4 separate regions of the Mus musculus genome follow, and all the other regions are linked to region 1. A link is a loop called in an ENCODE intact Hi-C map of the cell type or tissue named here. Cell type or tissue: heart. All regions are shown on one strand. Region 1 holds the start of Ube2q2 (ubiquitin-conjugating enzyme E2Q family member 2). Region 2 holds the start of Tmem266 (transmembrane protein 266). Region 3 holds the start of Fbxo22 (F-box protein 22). Region 4 overlaps Nrg4 (neuregulin 4).

Region 1 (5,000 bases):
TATTTTCAACCTCTCTCCTGTTATTTGCAGCATGGTACACCAGGAGACAGTGTTTTGTTTTGGCTCTTTTTTTTTTTTTTATGTGATAGATTAAGCTTCTTTAATTCAGATAATCTACTTATCTCTTTATGCCTCTTAGGGCTTGGTCCACTTTGATCCATTCAACAGAATAATTGTGAGATTAATACTTGTATATATCTCTAAGATATAATAGGTAAGATTAATCACAATACAGGAGCTTTTTATCATCTTATAGCATTTAGAGATAATCAACTGAAACCTGTTCCATGAGACCCAGTTCTGACCAGAATGCCCCCTGCCCTTTTTTTTTTTTTTTTTTTTTTTTTGCCAATCTTTGTTTAGAGCAGCTATGTCTGTTAGGCTCCTGAGTACCAGGGACCAGAAAAAGGAAATGACTGGTCACATCTGTGCTTAGGGCAGCAGTCACGCCTGTGCAGTGCCTTACTTCTAGCTCGAGGCCCAGGTATACGGTGCTGCAACTGTAAATCTCCATTAAGTACAAGGTTTATTGGTGAAAGTATTTTTCTGGAAAGATAAGTTGCAACTTTTCTTGGGTTCTCAGTGGAATCTGGGCCCCTTCTGAAAGCTAAGACTCACCATAACATGGTACCTCACAAATGAAAACAAAACAAAACAAACAAACACCAAAAAAACCCCAACAACAAAAACCCCAAACAATGTCTCCCCATGTTGTTCTGTTGTAATTTTAGGAGGTCAGAATCAGGTACCTCAAGACCAGTGTAAAGGGAGAAAGCAGGTTCCCTCACAGAATATAAGAATTTCAAAGCCTAGTAGTATATGCCTTTAATCCTAGCACTCAAGAGACAGAGGCAGCTGGATCTCTGTGAGTTTAAGGCCATCCTGGTCTACATAGTGAGTTCAAGGACAGCCACTGCTACATAGTGAGCCTATTTCCAAAAACAAACGAATGCATTCCTAGTCTGGCGGTGGTGCAGGCCTTTAACCTCAGCATTCAGAAGGCAGACAGTCCGATCTCTGTGAGTTCGAGGCCAGACTGGTCTACAGAGAGTGCGTTTTAGGACAGCCAGGGCTACATAGTGAAACCCTGTCTCAAAAACAAACCAATAATAATAATAAAAGAATTTCAAGATGGTGACAGCAGGGCACTAAACCAGGCCCGGGAGCCTTACTAAGCTAGGAACCCTGGGTACTACATAGGTGACATGTCTAGAAAGTTGGTCTTGCCTCTGGAAAAATGTAGTCCTCTAGTTATTTGTGAACGAACCTAGGTTATTCCAGAATTGTGTTAAGTGCTGGGGAATCAGGTAAGAGCAAGAATTTATTAAATGACACAGGTGTCATTAGGCTTTTCCTCCCCTCAATCCTAGGGGTGCTTCTCTGAATGAGATTTCAGTGTTAAGCAGAGACAACAGAAAGAAGCAATAAGTTAACCTAGGAAAGGGATACATGGTATCTACATGGTTACTTTAGCTTAGTTGGTCAGGAAGGATCAGTCTGACACATTTGAGATGTGACTTCAACAAACATGGTCCATTCTGGGAAGTCCAGCAGAAACTCAGGACGCAGAGTATCCACATTAGCGCGAGCACATAAATGTTTACGTGAAAGATTGAAATGATGATGGGAAGAAGCTGGCAGGCTCTATCATCGTCTTCGGCAAATGGGAGCGAAGGAGGGAGTACAAGTCTGGAGAGAAGGACCTTTCGGGAGTCACACTTAGAAAAGTGGTGGGTGGTTCAGCGCGGAGCGAGAGCAACATACGTGAAGGTGCTAGGCGCACACCTCTCATCTCCCCATCCCGGCCGCGCCCAGGCCAGGTGAGTGGGTGGCCGGTGGACAACCACGCGGAGGAGCAACCTCCAGGGGCCCGCGCGTTTCCTACCCGAGCCGACGTGGCCGGCGCGATAGGCCGCGCACGTGTCTGGCCAGAGGCCCCGGTGCAGCGCAGAGGCGCGCAGGGGAGCTCAGGTTCATCCTCGTGCGGTGCCGCCGGCCCAAATCCTCGGGGCGAGCGGCGGGTGCTGGGCGCGGAGCCCCGGTGTGGGGCGGAAAGGGGCTGGGTCATGAGAGGAGGGGGCGGTCGGGAGCGCGCGCGGAGCTCGCGGGCGCGCGCCGGGGCGGGGGCAGCCCTCTCCCAGGCGGCGGTGGGGGCGGCGTCGCTGTTGCCCTTTTAAGCCGCGGGGCCACCGCCTCCTGCGGGTGGAGTCGGTTACAAAGGCAGCAGCCGGCCCGGCTCCCGCACGCTCGCTCGCTCCCTCGCTCGCACGCCCGCCCGCCGAGGCCTCGCGCTCCTCGCCATTTTCCAGCCGCGCTCGGACGCGGGTCGCGGCGGCGGGGAGAGGCGGAGCCGCGAGAGCGCGGCCCGGGCCGGCCCCGCGGGGCGGTCGCGGCCGTGACGGCGGCTCCCGGCCCCGGCTCCCTTTCCTCACCCCTCCCGCTGGAGATGAGGGGAAGATGTCCGTGTCAGGGCTCAAGGCCGAGCTGAAGTTCCTGGCGTCCATCTTCGACAAGAACCACGAGCGATTCCGCATCGTCAGCTGGAAGCTGGACGAGCTGCACTGCCAGTTCCTGGTGCCGCCGCCGCCACCACCGCCGGGCAGCTCGCTTTCGCCGCCGCCGCCGCTCACACTTCACTGCAACATCACGGTGAGGCGCCGGGTCGTAGCCCCTCGGGGCCGGGCGGGGGCGGACCTGGGCGCCGCAGTCCCGGGACAAAGGGCGCCTGCCCGGGAGACCCCCGGTGTCCCGGGCACGGCCGGTTGGCGGCTGGGCCCTGGGCCCGGCCGGGAGCTCGGGCTGCCTGGTCGGGAGGAGGTGGAGGCGCGTCGCAGCACGGCGCGGGCCGGCTTTGCTCTGTTGGCCCCTCGCGGCCCCCGTCGGGCCCCGAGGTCGCCATGGCCGCCCGCAGCCGGCCTGCTCTGGGGACCGCGGCTCGTCCGTGGGCTCCTGTCAGTCGCTCAGGTGGAAAGGCTCTCAAGTATCTGTTTTAGCTACTCGTTTTCCCATCGGGTTCCAAAACCCACGTCCTTGCTTGTTCAACCAGTTCTCGTTTGTGTTTTGGTCTCCGAGGACAAACGAACACTGAAAGCCTACGTATTTAAGGAAAAAGTTTAGGACGCAACCCCGGGGGATGGTGTGGAACCATCGTTTAGCCCTGACCTGGCTTTGCGCTTACGTGTTTTGGAAAAGCTCATGGAACCTTCCACGCGGCAGGTGGTGTGGTGAGTGTGCAAGCTGTCCCACCTGTGCCCTGTGCGGAAGCCTGGACGTTACCAGGAGGGGAAAGGAGATGCTTCGCAGTTTATTACCGGGGAAGATCAAGTGGGATTGGAAGGCTGGAGAAACACGTGGGAAGTTACTTTTCTGTTTAAGGGAAATGCTCTTTAGAAACATTCAGTTGGTAAAATTATCAGATTGTAAGTGAACTCTCTCCCCCCCCCCCCTATCGAAGTGTATTATGAGGCTGACTGTTCATTGTGAAATTGATCTCATGTGCAGAAAATACACCTTATTACAACTGGAGTTAAGGTGGTAGTTTTTATATGGCTAAGATTCCTTCTGTTAAGTCAGCCAATAGATAACCCCAAGTGTGGTGGGAATTTCAAAGGCCTTAACTTTATGATAGTTATCAAACTCTATTGGAGAAGGTGGATAGTGTTAGTACTATTAGGTACTGCTATATCTGGCAAAAGAAAAAACTGCAGCAGTGTGCTTTAGTGAGGAGGGAATTCACTTTCTGAATATCTTGTTAAGCTGTTGTGGGTACTAGTGTTTGAGAACTTGGCAGGCCAGTGCCTATACAGAGAACTCAGACTTCTTGGAGCGTTTTATATAGCTGCGACAACTACTTTGATGTTATGAAATCTAAAGGGAGCATCTAATTTTGCGTAGGGAGCTGTGTTGACTAGTTTTCTGTTAACTTGACAAGTAATAAGAGAGGGAACCTCAATTGAGAAAAATAACACCTCAAGATTGGCCTGTAGGCCAGCCTATGGGGCATTTTCTTCACTAATGATTGAGGAAGGGCTCAGCCAATTGTGGTGGTTTACCCCTGGGTAGTTGGTTCTGTGATGGTGGGTATGGGCTTTTTAATCAGCACTGCATAGGCAGAGAGGCAGAGAGGGAGGCAGAGAGGCAGGCAGAGAGGGAGGCAGAGAGGCAGAGAGGCAGAGAGGCAGAGGCAGAGGGAGGGTCTCTGAGGCCAGCCTGGTCTACAGAGTGATTTCCAGGACAGCCAGAGCTATACAGAGAAACCCTGTCTTGGAAAACAACAACAAAACAAGACAAAAAAACTCACAAAAAACAAACAAACAAACAAACAAAAAAACCCCACCTAAGTAAGAAGTGTCCTCACCCCCTGACTTCTGCTTCAGTTCCTGCTTTGAGTCTTGCCCTGACTTACCTCAGTGATGGAGTGTGACCTGAGAGTTGGAAGCTGAAGTTACTCTTCTCCCATCCCCCAAGCCCTTTCCCAGTTTGCTTTCAGTCATGATGTTTTATCACAGCAATAGAAGCCCTAAGACAGGAACTGAAGGTGTGCCTCTGAGAAAGCTTTGAGTAGTTGAATGGGTGAGTACAATTTTGGAAGGCTGGCATAAGCGAGGGTGTTCCAGACCTAGGAAACTCCACCCAGATGAAATACCGACTCTTGAGAAGGATGATTTCGTAGGAGTGGACAGTTAATGCTAAGACTTGAAAAGTCCAGGCTTGTAGGCTGGTGAAGATTTTCCAAATATGGAAGGCAGAAAGTAGTAGTCAGTGAAAAGGATGGTAAGTAGACTGGCCTGGACAGCTGGAGGGTTATTCAGGTAGAACTTGGAGGTATGGGAAGAAAAGGAACAACTGACCTACATGATAGGACACTCAATTTATAGACTGGGAAGCCACACCCTTATGTTGATAAGGTGAGAAATGGTGTCTGCTTTCAGAACTACCAGTTCTTTACAGTGGTGTGGTATTAGAAAATGCATGAATGTATGGTTTTGGTTATTCCCATG
Region 2 (5,000 bases), 170 kb after region 1:
TACCTCTCTACCATATACAAAAGTATTTCCAGGAATGATCACGAAACAAAATGTTAATAGGCAGGAAATAAAGATAGTGAAAACTCTACTTATAAGCCAACATAAAACAAAATACATTTTATAGTAACAAAGATCTAATGGAATTTATTAATGTCTTGGGAAGAGATACCTACATATTGGTCTTCCACAGTACTAAGCTTCACGCTATTTTCAATTTTCCAGATACAGTCTTTAGCCTTGAAGCAAATATTAACGATTAATAAAGTTCAAAGTCAGACATATCTGAATTCAATTATTCAAATCACAATTACACACACAAACTAAAAATAGGTAACGGCCAACCAAACTTATAACTCAAAGTGTTCCATTTTCTTTCGCTCTTAAACACCACATACTAAGTGGAGTGTGGTGGTCCATTCATGAGGGTGACACAGGAAGATTACCCTGAGTTTAGGATACATGGAATGAAACCCTGCCTCAAACAAAAACAACAAAACCTTACACATATGAAAAACTCCCAGTGGCTTCATAGAAAGGCAGTGCTAGACTCCTTGCTGCCTGTGTCTTCATCCTCCCATGTTTAGCAGCATGTTTAGTAAGACACTGACATTCACATGTAGGGAGGGATGGTGTTAAGATATGAACTTCAACTCTTGACTTGCCTTGAACTTTTATGACGTACTTGGAATACACCCAGCAGCTAAGGTCATGTTTAACTAAAGATCAATTGAAGCACAGGGTTCTCTAATGCTGATGTACAGTAGAAAGTATGCCAACAGATAAATGGTTAAAATATGTTAATTTGGAGGGGTGCTAGTGATTAAGTCTAGTGCCTTCTTCCAGTATGAAACTCTCCATTTTTCTCCTTGCCTCCCATCCCCCTCTCTTTGTGTTTTATCAGGGACTGAACCTTTTTCTTTTAAGATTATTTTGAGAAAGATCTAGCAAATGTACAGGTTAGCCTCAAACTGTCTATGTAGTTAAGGTGGGCCTCAAACTTTTCATCCTCCTGCCTCAGTTTCCTGAAGAGTTATAGGTAAGTACCACTATGCTCAGTAAGAAAACCTTTTGCAGTTGTTTATTGAGGCCGAAGGAATGCATGCTATTGTACTTTCTGTTGCATCTAATATAGACTATCTGCATATGAATATTGCTAATTGTGTCAAATATATTTACTCATTAAAGCTACCTCAGTAGGATTTTAAAAAGAAACCTGCTGTTAGCAGTTACTGTGACTACTTAAGCCTCGGATAAATATCACCCAACATAACAGAGTCTACTTCTCAGCTCTCCTGGACACAGCGTGGCTCTTCTCTGCACAGTCCACATTAGCAAAGCTGTGTTATAAGGCATTTAGAAGCACCCACAAAATATGCACATGTAGATAAACATCAACAATTTAGGACTTGGCATAAAACTCCAATTTTCACAAATTATGAGGCATCAGATCTGGATATTTTTTCCAATTAGTAACTTAAACAGAAGTTTTTATTCTGAGACCAATTTTTTTTTTCAGATATTCATAGGACCAACATCATCTTGAATTTACCTTCTCATAATCTTGCTGCCATGGAATGAACACACACAAAATTCTGTTTGTGTGATTTTGGTGCTCTTGAAAAAACTGTCTGCCCTCCTTCCTTTCCTTCCTTCCCTTCTCCCTTCCTCCCTTCCTTCCTTCCCTCCTCTCTCCCTTTCTGATTTTGGACTTTTGAAGGAGGGTCTTATTATATAGCTCATGCTAGCCTTGAGCTTCTCTCCTGCCTCAGTTTCTCCAATGCTAGGAGTACTGGCATACATTGACACTCAGAAAAAAGGGGAGTGCAATTTTTTTTTTTTAAGTAAAAGGTCTGACTTACTTCTAAGGCATCTTGCCATGGATAGTATGCCAATGATACCACCTTAGAAACAGTGTTGTCTGTCAAGAAAGCAACACACACATCTTAAGCAGTCTCTTCCATCCTGCATTTTAGCGTGTTTTCTTGACGCTCTGTAACTCCTTTCCACGTGCACAGAAAGGCCTCCCTCCCATTCCTCACCTGCCACAAATTGAAGCAACACCTGTGCTGTTTGGAGCTGGAGGAGTTCCCAACCTCCGCTATCAGCACTGATCGCCTGAGGCAGTTAGAGCCAAAATTCCCAAGTCAATCTTCTGGAAATTAGATTGCAATGCGCTTGAGAGGCTCCACAATCTGACTCTAAACAAGTGTTTGTTACTGATTCATGAAGACCGAGCAAGCTGAATAGCAATAGTGAGACGCCTGCTGTGGGTTTCAGTTTTAGAGCAGTGTGGTAATCCTTCTCTGGATCTCAGGATTTGGTGTATATGAGAAGAAGAACAGGCAACATTAGAGAAAGTAGAGCGACATCTTGTCGCTATGTCCCCAGTCCTCCTCCCCCGTGTGCACGAGTTTGTGTGTGTGAGTGAATATCATCGAGCTAAGGTTTCAACACCCTAAAGAAATCAGGATTTTAATTCGGGCATGTGTTGTGGTAGTGACACACCACCAGGGGGAAGCATAGAGCTGACAAGTTGCAAATGTTAGGGGATTTTTTTAATTTCCATAGGGTTTCCGGGAAGGGTAGAGAGAGAAAAGACACGTGTAACTGGGCATACAGCTGAGTGGCAGAACCCTTGGGTAGCACAAATGAGGCCAGGATTCAATCGCCAGTGCTGCAAAACCAAACAAGCCAGAACGAAATGGCAAAAGATGTCCTTGTGTTCCTCTCTAGTTCCTCTTAGATAACCATGGTAGAAAAAAATGTTACCCTAAAGTGACATTGTAAGTAACGTTTTAAAGTAATATCTTCAAGTAACATCTTTAACACTTACACTTAAAAGAAAAAAAAATGTATTAGAATACAAAGTTTCTGGATAAATGGATGTAGTCTAATTTTTCTCCCTGAAAATACTTGCACTACTCTTAATATTTAATTAGAGTTTTCTTTAATTAGCCTTTCTTTGACTTACAGTTTAGAGTCCATCATTGAGCAAAGCCAAGACCTGATGCAGAGGCAGTGGGAGAACACTGCTTGCTAGCTTGAATAGCCTGCTTTCTTATAGTAAGGAGGACCACCTACCCAATGGTGGCACCGCCCACAGTGTGGGAAGGCACAGCTGGACCCTTCAACATCAATCTATGTCTACAGGCTAATCTAGTGGAGACAACTCTTGGAGTGGATTCAGCCACTAACAACACACACACACACACACACAGAGAGAGAGAGAGAGAGAGAGAGAGAGAGAGAGAGAGAGAGAGAGAGTTTTCTTTCTTTTTTCTTTCTTTTCTTTCTTTCCAACAATGTCTCCCATTCGGTAGGGTAGTCTGTCTCCTCCCTCTTGATTTTCTGGCACATGGGGTAGGGGTGGGGAGTGATTAGTTTCATGCAATCTCATTAATTCCAGGGATTATTGTTTGTGCTTGTTATTGGAGTCTAATTCAGGAAATCTTTGTATCTCAATGTTTTGCCAGATGGCTAACCAGCGAAACACTGTCATGAATGCTGTTCAAAGCCCTTAAGGAAACTTAAGTGTAGTTCTACTAAATGGGGGGTCACGGGGAGGTAGTATGGAGGGAGGACAGCATTTCTACTTTCCAGTCTATTTATGCCTAGAACCAGTAGGGGGAAATCCTGTCAAGCCAAATAACTTCTACAACTGTTTTCTCCAAGGACCCCCTGCCCCCCGAAATTAGACATTACAGATGGTTAAGAAATGTTGGTAGGTGAGGACTAAACAAAGACATACTTTTCCATGTACATTCCTTGTCTAGACATTTCTGTATCTATTAAAAAACCGATCCGAGCCCTTCAGGCGGTTCTATGTATGGTCTGGGTTTTAAAGCTTTCAATTCTAATTTCTACCGTTTTGCTAGTGGAAGAGAAGGCAAGAAAGTCGCAGGCGTTCCTGAAGGCCACGTGAACCTAACCAAATAGTGATTATTCTGGAGGGGAAGCCAATGGGGGAGAACCCCAAAGTCACTCAGGAACTTTGTGCCCTAGAGAAAGAAGGGTTTCCGATCTTTAAAGTATCTAACATAAGAAGGCCAAAACCCCAAAGGAAAGCGGCTATTTTTAAAAAACTGTTTTTAAAAACTGTTCACAGCAGTAAGCTTTTTTTTTTTTTCCTTTTCACACGTGAGGCTTTTTTTTTTTTTTTTTAAACCCCCAGATTGCTCAGTCACTCTGTCTACTCTAGGCATTCTCAATCGGGACAGGCGCTTCAAGGGCAGAAAACTCTTCATTTACAATACATGACCAACACGCACAGTGTATCTGTCACGTGAGAATGTGATGGGGACCACCGAGGGGTGGGCAATGCCTTCAAAGGCTCCTTGGGGCAATGCACACACCAGGGGCGGCAGGCAGAAACCTCGGAGGACACTGCGCGCCGCTACTCACAGCACAGTGTGTGAAAACGCACCCAGGGCGGTACCGTGGGACCGCAGGCGCCCGCCCGCCCTCGGCCGCACCAGCCAGCCTCCGCTTCGAGCTCCTGCCCCCTGTCACCCGCGCCACGAGGCCCGCTTGCCCTTCGCCGGGGGTGACTGCCCACACGCGGCCCCCGCTGGTCGCAGTTTCCTAGACAGCCGCGCGGCCCCTCTGCAGCCTCCGGAACGCGCGAGCGGGAGCGGGAGCGGGCAGCGAGAGCGCAGGCGCGGGCCCGGGAGAGCCGCCGTCCCGAAAGCGCGTGCGCGCGCGCTCGAGCGGGGTGGGCGGAGGGGCGGAGGGAGCGGCGGGGCCGCGAGGGGGCGGGGGGGTGGGGGGGCGGAGAGGGGAGCCCCGGGAGCGGGAGCGCGGGCCCGGCGCTGCAGAGCAGAGCGAATCCTGAGCTCCGGCAGCAGGTACGTGTTCTTGCAGCCGGCAGCCGCCGGGGCTTCCCCGGCTGTGGCCCGGGCGGGCGGGTGAGGGAGGCAAAGGTAGGGGCCGGATCGTGGTTTGCAGGGTGACTGCCCTGGAGGACTAGGATCCTGCAGCTGACCTTCATGTCCCGGGCTGGG
Region 3 (5,000 bases), 60 kb after region 1:
TGTGGCACTTGTGCATTTTATGTGTGGTGTTAGTTTCTCTTGATTCTGTTGGTTAAGAGGGCAGAAAAGATATCTGGTATTCTTGGTCACTTGGTTACCCTAAATATATGATTGCCAGTGGCTCAGATGACAAGTGACAAGACAGAATTCTTCAACACATTATTAAGTTCCTTATGCCTAAGGCAAAATCTTGAATACATTATTGAATTCTAATTTCCTAATGGCTAGCAGATTGACAGCTGCACATTTGGCATGCTTTGGGGTTGGGTTTTTTTTTTTTTTTGATTTTATTTTTCATTGCAGATTTATTTGGCAATGTACAGTAAATTTTGTAAACTTGCATCAAGTTTATGAATAAAGAACCATTTAAAAATCAGTTTGTCACCTTTCCCTCTTATGAGATGCTATAATTCAGGCGTCTATAGGCTCTATATTGAATTTCTAGTGTAGGCTGTTTAAAGAGAAGATGGGGTGTGGGGAGGTTTCAGAAGTGGAGATGAAGATACTGAGAGGGATAGGGAACCTAGAATTGGTGTGTACACACATAGTGTATTCAGTTTTTCTTTAACCATTCCCTTACTGCGTTCTTTAAATTCAAATACATGTGGGTTTCTAGTGCTGTTTTAATTAATGTCTCTAATGTTCTTAGGGTACTATTAGCACAGTTCCTCTTGTACACTCAAGGCCTCTATACACACCACTATCTGTAGATCTCATCAGAATCTCAGCAGAAGGAAAGCCTTTTCTTTCCTTGACTGAAATTCCTGTGCCAGTTTCATGTTTGGTTTGAATGTTATGTCTCCATGTACAGCCTCCCTACTTCATTCAGAAACAGTTGTTTTTTCTGAAGGTTGCCTTAGCTGAGGAAATGTTCAGAAGTCCTCCTCTTAAACATACTGACCCTTGGTGTTCATTCCCTAGTCGTCATAACATGTTCCCGCACCCCACCCCCACCCCAACCAGTGCCTGGTGAGAAGAGTGGAGCCACAGAGCAGTTTGGAAGTTCTAGAAGTAGGATTTAGGGCTCCTGGAGAGCCCAGAGCTGCTGGGGTTTTTTATTAACGGGAAGCATTGAAGTTTTCACACATTCCCAGTGTATCGTGGTGTTTTGGAGACTGTATGATGCGTCCATGTTTGCTACTTAAGTCTTAAGGTTTCCAGAGTAAAGTGGCTGCTGCTTGTTGAGGGCTTGTTCATGTTTTTTTGTGTTATCTTACATATTTTGCAGTAGGGTCTAGATTGTTTTCGGCTTTTGACCCTCCTGCCTCCAGCTTGCTAGATGCAAACATGCATCATCTTGTCCAGCTCAAAATGTTCTAATGGGTTATCACAGTGTAAAAGATCTAGAAGCCAAAACAAGAAGCACCAGGTCAGGCCAAGTAGCTGGGGACAAAGTGCCCCTCAGTCAGGAGACAACCTATTCAGTTGAAATGAAGCAGCCTCTACTGTTCTTTCATTTGTGGTTCGGGAATGTATGGTGTTGGGCTTCATCCCCTGTGATTCTGTATGTAGCCCTGCAGGGAAGAGCCAGCAGGAGCCAAAGAATAATGGCTCCTGTGTGAAAATATCTATCTGGTTTGGCATGTGCTTTCTGTAGCAATTAATAGTGCCAAAGAATGGCGAGTGCTATTTATGTCTACTCGCTTAAAACTTAAGACCTAACGAGTTAACCAGATTGACCAAATAGTGTTTGCAGCCGGCTTAAACGCCAGGCTGCCTCCGGTCCCTTCCGGGCGGAACTGTGCAGGCCGGTGCACCGCCGCAGCGGCGTGTCCAGTACCGGAAGCGGCCCACCGGAAGTGGCGCGCGCCTGCTCAGGGAGCTCGGGTTGTAGGTGGTGCGCCGGCCGCTCCGGTACCCCTGAGACTCTGTAGGGCCTTCGGGCCGGTAGGCGAGGAATGGAGCCGGCAGGCGGCGGTGGCGGCGTCTCCTCCTCCACAGATCCGCGAAGCACCTACGTGCTGAGTAACCTTGCGGAGGTGGTGGAGCGTGTGTTTACCTTCCTGCCGGCCAAAGCGCTGCTTCGGGTAGCCGGGTGAGGGCGAATGGGGCGGGAGGAGACCTTCGTCCCGGAGGGTGGCGGGGTCGCCTCTGCCGGGACCTCTGCCCGGGTTTCCTAGTGCTTAGCTGGCGCTGCGAGGCTGCTGACGGTGGGAACCGGCCGCCCGGCGGCAACCCTTTGTGCTTTTGCATCCCCAGAGTATGCCGCCTGTGGAGGGAGTGTGTACGCAGAGTGCTGCGGACCCATCGCAGCGTGACCTGGATCTCCGCGGGTGTGGCTGAAGCGGGCCACCTGGAGGGACATTGCTTGGTGCGCGTGGTAGCTGAGGCGCTTGAGGCAAGTATGGAGTTATGCGTTGGACAGTCACTTGCAGGACTGGTGGGCCATCTTGGAGAACTTTTTAAAAAATCAAGATTGTGATACATATCCTTGCTTTCGTTAACTCGGAGAACCTATGCTCGTATTCTGGCTTTTGTAGTAAACGTCAGGTTTTGTAGGGGCGTACTGCGGTTTAGTCATTATTAGATGTTGGGCAATTGAAGTATCCAGGTGTCCACTATTACAAGGCCGTACAGAGCCTTCCTTAACTTGCCTCAATTTTGCAATGAAGGTGTTGGGTATCGCTTGCCCAGGGTCTCACACTAGAACCGGAAGAACTAAAACTTCTACCTAAATACGTAAACCACATTCCTTTTCTCATTTTTGTCCCTGGATCCAGGAGAGTCAGTGTTCAGGGAGGTGAAGACAGATTATAGAGCTGATAGATAGTGAATCTCCAGTATCTCACTGAGTGGCAGGGGCCCTCGTGAGGAAATTGCCAATTTGATGCCCTATTATCGCTTAGTATGTATAATAGGCAAATAGGAATGTTCTACTTAACCACAATATAGTCTCCACATTGGGAAGTTATCATTGATGTATGTGTCGATTCTTTTGGTGTTGAGTTTGGTTTTCAACTTGATCCAGAAAGAGGGAACTCAAGTTAAGTGCCTGCCAAAGATTGACCCGTGGACAAATCTGTAGGCCACTCTCTTGATTAATGTTTGGTGTGGGAGCCAAAGTGCCCCAGTGCTTTTCTTAAGAGCAGAAGGATTTGATTCTGTTCCCAATGAGTAACTGAAAGGCGCGCTCCTTTGGTTTGTATGTTTCTCCAACCTGACTTTCTGTACCAGCCCCAACACTTAAGAAAATTCAAGGCACAAGTTGAGTGTGACTGGGATTTATTAGATTTTTTTATCCCATTACCTTAAATTCCTTGATTTAAGAGGTGTCTGCCAGAAACTTCTGCCTTTAAATTTTCTGTCCTGTTGCAGTTAATAAGTATTTGTCTGTAGAGAAGCTTTGAAACTTACTTTTCATTCTCTTCCACTTTGTTCACACAGCACTCATACATACGCTTGGTCTCTTGTGTAGAGCTGTACCTGTTACTGTTAGACTCTCCTTGGTACTCACACAGTCTTTGTGTGGCTAGTGAGCACTCAAGCCAGTTTTATTGTCTCTTAGGGATGACCTTTCTTTTGGCACCAGTTGTCTTCAGCTTGTATTTCACCTGCTTCATTCAAGAACTTAGTAGTTTCACTAATAGTCTTGGTTTCTTTTAGTGGAGAATGGTATTTAATTTAGACTCTAAGGTCAGTACTGTGTAAGTCTACTCACTGTTTTAAGGGTTTGCTTCCTCTAGCCTAGACAGGAATATGTGTGTATGTATATGCATATGCAATTGTTCTTTGGTATTGTCAGGGTAGTCGATGCACCATATTGAATTCCACAGCTGCTCAAGTTCCTTATAAAGTGGTATAGTATTCTGTTAACCTATATTGCCCACCCTTATTTAAATTCAAATTTCTAGATTATTTATACCTCATATAAGGTATAAATGTAGACTATATTAGGAAATAAAGACAAAAAAGTTTGTAAATATAGCATAGATTCGGCCCCTCCCCCATTTTAAAAAAAAATAGCTGCATTTGACTCATTGGATGAAGAGAGAGGTGATGACTTTATGTGTGTCTGGAGCTGTATCTCTGTCAGTGCATGGGGACACATGAGTTGCCTTAGGTACATCCACTTCCTCTATGTTCATATTTACACCTCCCTTATCGTCAGTGAGAAACTTGGCTCAGAGTTCCTCCCACCCACCCCTTCTCCTCTGAGAGGGGGCCCCTCCATACATACCTCCCCCAACCCCCACCCCAAATACCATCAAGTCTCTGCCAGATTAGGTATTTCCTCTCCCACTGAGGCCAGACTAGCTAGCCTTGGAGACTGAGCTGCATGCAGTCTGCTGTGTATGTCCAGCCATGTATGTTCCTTGGTTGGTGGCTCAGTCTCTGAGAGCTCCCAGGGGTCTGGAAACCTGGCGCACTCGTGCTTCCCCCTCCTCTCTCTGTGTGTCTGTTTGTCTGCCTGCCTGCCTGCCTGCCTGCCTGCCTGCCTGTCTGCCTGTCGTGTATCTCAATATGTATACGTGTGCACATGCCCGTGGAGGCCAGAAGAATGCATTGAATCCCTTAGAGCTGATTGTGATCTATATGAACTTTGTCCTCTGAAAGAGCAGCAGTCCTCCGAAATGCTGAGCCATCTCTCCAAACCCTGGTTCTTATTTTTAGTGTGCTAGCCCTGAGTGTGGTGTCTTTTTTCCATGCTGTCTTGTGTGGGTTTTCTTCTTTGCTCTTTTGGACTCTTGGACTCACACCCAGACAGCTGGCTAGCATCTCGCTTGTCTGTTGGATTACTGTTTCTCTCTGATACATTGATCAAAACCCACAGTCCTTATTGGAGCATCATGTACAGTGAGGAAGCTTAAATCTGCAGTTTGGTAAAATAAATCATTAAATTATAAATCACAAAGTACCTTCAATGATAAGAAAATCTTGATAAAGGGGCTGGAGAAATGGCTCCGTGGTGACCGATAGTTGGCTTCTCTTCCAGAGGATCCAAGGTCATTCCCAGCATCAGGGGTCACAGCTGCCTACAGCTACAGCTGGTTTCTGAGGGC
Region 4 (5,000 bases), 100 kb after region 1:
ATTTGGTCTATTATAAGCACCGAGGTTGTTATTTCTGCTCCATAAAGGTGTTCTAGAGATCAGCCTAATTCCAGATGTTTAATAAAGCTTATGACGTACTGTCAAAGATAAAAGCAAAGGGGGTTCAGCTGTATTTAATAGCAGAGGCGTTTTGGCTGTTTTCCTTAAAATACAACCTTCTACTAAATTTAGAAATGCAAAGGCCGAAACTTATCCATAAGGCATGCCAAAAACTGACCTTATAACAAAAACAAAAACAAAAACAAAACCTTAACATTTTCTGTGGTTAATAAAGTGAGCCACAAAGTTCTGAAATTCCCTTTAAAAAGAATTTGGTAAAACATACGGTGGTGTGGTGGTTTGAGTAAGAGTGGCCTCAAGAATAAGCTCATATATTTGAATGCTTAGTCATCAGGAGTAGCACAACTTGGGAAGGATTAGTTGGTGTGGCCTTGTTGGAGGTAGTATGTCACTGGCATGGACTTCGAAGTTTCAAAAGCCCAAATACAGGCCCAGGCTCAGTCTCTGTCCCTCTCTCTGTGTCTCTCTCTGTCTCTTTTTCTGTCTGTCTCTGTCTATCTCTCTGTCTCTCTCTCTCTCTCTGTCTCTCTCTGTCTCTGTCTCTCTCTGTCTCTGTCTCTCTCTTCCTGCTGCCTGCTGATCTGGAAGTAGAACTCTCAGCTGCTTCTCTAGCCCATGCCTGCCTGTGTGCTGCCATGCTTCCTACCATGCTGCTAATGGACTAAACCTCTGAAACTAGAAGCAAGCTTTAGTTAAATGCCTTCTTTTATAAGAGTTGCCACAGTCACAGTGTCTCTTTATAGCAATGGAACACTGACTAAGTCATATGGGGGCCAAGAATGCTGAGACAAAACAACAATCTACAAGTAAACAAGATGATGTGCCAAATACAGCAATGCTGTAGATGTAGATTTCCTACATCTTATTTTTGAACAACTAGTTTTCCACAGATTGCATTTGTTTTCCTAAACCCCACTGTCTACACAGAACTCAGTCTGTACAGTCACCTAGCAAATGTTTCTATCTGCCCAAGAATACCATCGCTATTGCTGCAGATGGGACATGGTGCTCAGACACAGTCACAAAAGCAGGAAGCCACTCTGGTTGGGTCTTGTGATCACACGAGGAACCTACTGTTCGCCAGGATCCTGGTGAAGCCAGAGTTCACTTAGTCACTATGGGCAACTGTTCCACCAGGTAATGCTTTGCCAAGTTCAGCTCCAATCACAAAGTTGAATGCAGTGTATTTGTTAGCTCTGATCTTTGGATAAGTCACAAGGCTGAGAGGAAAGCAGGACAGCCCACAGGGCCTCAGCCAGCTAGTGGTGCAGGTACCGATAAAGACAAACCTCTCCTCTACTCCTGCTGCTTCAACTCTGTAAGTTCTGGTCAGAAGTTCTACTTGGCTGCTTTTGTGTCTAAATGACCAAGCTGATCAAGATGCCAAAGGCTACAAGGCTCCTGGGTAGATTGCTTTTCAGAGAAAGACTTTGACATCATCCACAAAACACGTTCCCAGACACAAGGCAAACATCGCCTTCTTATTATCCAACTCCATAGAGGCCCTGTCCTTTCACCTTTGAGCTACTTTACAACTCTGTAAACCATAAACCTTGGGAGAATGCCGATGCACTCTGCTTGGTATGGGACAACAGATTGCTGTGTGGGCCCACATCAATTTCATGCTATTTACATGTGTGCACAGTACTGAATTTTTCTGAGTCTCCTTGTAAATAAGCAATTCTTCAAATACAATCCTAATACATGCTCATCTTTTTTTATTTGTGAAAATCTGATTTTCTCTTTTATAAATTTTAAAACGTTTAGACTATTTGCTGAAATGCTCAGTAGACTCGTTAGGTAGAGTGAGATCAACTGAGGTGTCACAGAAGCCTGTACACTGGGCCTTATAAGCCGGAGAGGACTGCATGCCAGGCCTGTGGGCTGGGGCAGACTGCACACTTGAGCATCTTCTCCTAGTTTCAGAGGTGAATCCAAGGGAGCAGAACTTCAGATTGGCTGGCTCCCTTCATAGTTCTGGACTTCACATTCTCTATCATTTATTTCATGGGTTTCGTTCTTGGTTCTGGTTCACTTGGGTTTAAGTTTGCTTCCATTAGTAAGATCATGAGGAAGGCCCTGGCTCAACTCTCCAGACATTTAAGCAGGTGGCTAACACTCAAGATTATCTTCATTGGGAGAGAGAGGAGATGACGTGGAGATAAAGAATCTATCCACAGAGGAGATAGTTAGAGTATAAAATCAAATTCAAGGAACTCTATGCTGCCTGATGTATATACTGAACAGCCCTAAAAGTCCGTTGTAGGACAATAAGAAATATACCTAGTATTATAATATCTTAAATATCAATGAATTAAATTAAATTATTATCATCAAAACCAAGAAACATTTTAAGAACTCAAGTTATATTAACAGATCTTTGTTAGAACACTGCTTGCTGCAGCTGTGGCTCAGAGGTTAAGAGCACTCACTGCAGATGCAAAGGACCCTGGTTCACATCCCAGCAAGTGCTGGGTGGCTCCCAGCAGTCTGAACTGTCATGTCGGGCAGTGGTGGCACACGCCTTTAATCTCAGCACTTGGGAGGCAGAGGCAGGCGGATTTCTGAGTTTGAGGCCAGCCTGGTCTACAGAGTGAGTTCAGGACAGCCAGGGCTACACAGAGAAACCATGTCTTGAAAAACAAAACAAAACACAACAACAACAAAAAGAACACTGACTGCCCTGAGTCCAATTCCCAGCAACTACATGCTGGCTCAGGGCCATCTATAAGAGGGCTCTGATGCCCTCTTCTGGCATGCAAGTGTACATGCAAAGTACTACATTTTAAAAAATTAGCGGGGCTGGAGAGATGGCTCAGTGATTAAGAGCACTGACTGCTCTTCCAAAGGACCTGAGTTCAAATCCCAGCAACCATATGGTGGCTCACAACCATCCAAAATGAGATCTGATGCCCTCTTCTGGTGTGTCTGAGGACAGCTACAGTGTACTTAGATATAATAATAAATAAATCTTAAAAAAGAAAAAATTAGCTTAATTTTGACTTAATAAAAACAGATGGTCTTTTCTCTGATTAAGAATACTGAGTGCACTGTGCATACATTTTATCTGACCTAGGTCTATTTTCCCTAAACTTATATGGGTTCACTGATCAAATAAACTATTAGTTCTTACATATTGTTAAAAAATTTAAGGATGTTGTTAGACAGTGGTGGTGCATGCCTTTAATCCCAGCACTTGAGAGGCAGGGCCAGGTGATCTCTATAAGTTCGAGGCCAGCCTGATCTACACAGCAGTTCCAGGACAACCAAGGTTACACAGAGAAACCCTGTCTTGAAAACCAAACCAAACCAAACTAACCAAACAAAACCGGAAAACTCAAGAATGTAAAACTGTTCAACTAAATCATTATTTTGATGCTCTACTTAAACCATAGTTATTTTATATCATTTATGCTTTATAATAGAATTTTTAAAGATATCTTAAAAATCTGAACCAATTAAATTGATTTTAAATAGGGTAGGACCACTGAAAGGTTAATCACCAAGTTGAATTTGTACTTAGATTTCTGTTTCTTGCATAAGGAATTTTCATTATATTAATGAAGATTTTGCCTCTTTAGTGGGTTATATAAAGGCTGTGAGTTGTACTGAGGGCACAGCTCAGTGGTGCGAACCTGCTCAGCATACAGGATGCTCTGGGTTTTATCCCTAGTATCATTTAAGGGGAAGAGAAGCAAAGTTAGAGTAAGACCCATATCTAAAAACAATGCAAAAATAAAGGTCCAGGAAGATGGCTCAGAGCGTAAAGGCACTTGCTGTAAAACTTGATGTCCTGAACCCTGTCTCCAGAACGACATGACAGAAGCAGAAATGATGTCTACAGTTGCCTTCTGACCTCCCTACATAAGCTGTACCACACACACACACCATAAAGAAATGTAAAAAAAAAAAATTAAACTTTAAAAAGTACATATGTAGCGGCAGAACGAACGGTGTGTGATGTGTCTGCGACTTGTCTACTGAACTGTCTCTTACGCTTTACAGTCCCAGATGACCCTGAACCTAGTTTTCCTTGTGAAACAGACATCAGTTACTTGGTCAAAAGCTATAGCTGATGCAAGCGAGGAGACTGCTAAGAATAACAGAGATGCATGTGAGGGCACACACTTCTGTTTTTTAAAAAAAAGTAGTTTTGCTTGAAAGTAGCAGTTCTCAGCTTTTTTCTTTTCACCTCAAAGCCAAAGGTGATGACCTTACATGGGTCAAAACTGCTATACTGGAAACAGAAACACAATGAAGAATATTGATTCATTTGAAATACAAATGATGGATACACATACATACAAATAACAGCTCAGCATTATTGACTAAGAGACTGTTGCCAGGGGTTAACTAAGGTGTTTGAATATGAAAAGATCTGTTTTGGAAATTTTGGAATTTCATTTTCTTATCATGTAAAGTGTGTTCTTGGTTCTCGGTTCCTCCCTGGCTGGGTTTACAGAGCAGATGAAATTCTGTTCTTTCCTGGACCAGACCAGAAAGCAGTGACTCAGCATCTGCCCAGGATGTGTTTCTGTGCCTGATGCTGAAGTTTGCATCCTGGATTACTTATGGGAAGAAAAATATTAACTCAAAAAGAAAGAGGAAGAGGAGGGAGGGAGAGGCAGGGACCAAGGTTCTGTATAGCTATTCTTTCTACTTTTATTTTAAATGTTGTTGTTCCTCTGAGGAGAGAGACAGCCAGGAACCCTCTCTCAACCACCGTGATGCTATAACCAAATGGCCCAACCTCTTCAATAAGGTTTTAATTTTACTTTCCCAAAACTGAATCTTGAACACAGAAAAAAAACCCCTCAAAATATCATTTATACCCCAAAAAGATACTTCAAAGTCACTGTCATTTCATTAGAGAAATAAAGACAGTAGTTAGAATAGGAACTGCTGTCATTTACATTAGA

The links. A loop is a pair of places that touch in the nucleus more often than their neighbours do. Peaks named below come from ENCODE experiments on the same cell type or tissue, not always from the same donor. Only the 100,000 strongest peaks of a DNase experiment are listed, where the experiment ranks them.
Region 2: a loop joins it to region 1, with 2.9 times the contacts of the local background. A loop is called at or near these places in 14 of 42 quality-filtered maps.
Region 3: it touches region 1 in a loop (5-fold over the local background); 11 of 42 quality-filtered maps call a loop at or near these places.
Region 4: it touches region 1 in a loop (2.7-fold over the local background); 3 of 42 quality-filtered maps call a loop at or near these places.

What each region holds. Positions count from the first base shown.
Region 1 is chr9:55,147,178-55,152,177 of GRCm38, forward strand. It overlaps Ube2q2 (ubiquitin-conjugating enzyme E2Q family member 2), which reads left to right and starts at 2,192. Exons shown (of 13, transcript NM_180600.3): 1 at 2,192-2,649. The coding sequence starts at 2,458. In heart, a CTCF peak has its summit at 2,181; DNase peaks (open chromatin) are centred at 2,044 and 2,764; H3K4me3 peaks cover 2,798 bases; H3K27ac peaks cover 1,887 bases.
Region 2 is chr9:55,322,157-55,327,156 of GRCm38, forward strand. Tmem266 (transmembrane protein 266) reads left to right here and starts at 4,757. Exons shown (of 11, transcript NM_172923.4): 1 at 4,757-4,844. In heart, a CTCF peak has its summit at 2,502 (motif pointing right); a DNase peak (open chromatin) is centred at 4,625; H3K4me3 peaks cover 1,337 bases; H3K27ac peaks cover 719 bases; H3K27me3 peaks cover 2,382 bases.
Region 3 is chr9:55,207,154-55,212,153 of GRCm38, forward strand. It overlaps Ube2q2 (ubiquitin-conjugating enzyme E2Q family member 2), which reads left to right. Exons shown (of 13, transcript NM_180600.3): 13 at 1-376. Fbxo22 (F-box protein 22) reads left to right here and starts at 1,782. Exons shown (of 7, transcript NM_028049.2): 1 at 1,782-2,035; 2 at 2,200-2,338. The coding sequence starts at 1,899. In heart, a CTCF peak has its summit at 1,916; a DNase peak (open chromatin) is centred at 1,798; H3K4me3 peaks cover 2,101 bases; H3K27ac peaks cover 1,614 bases.
Region 4 is chr9:55,249,463-55,254,462 of GRCm38, forward strand. The region is part of intron 3 of Nrg4 (neuregulin 4); the gene reads right to left. Among named protein-coding and RNA genes, the nearest start is that of Nrg4, 32 kb to the right of the region's middle. In heart, a CTCF peak has its summit at 2,843 (motif pointing left); a DNase peak (open chromatin) is centred at 4,589.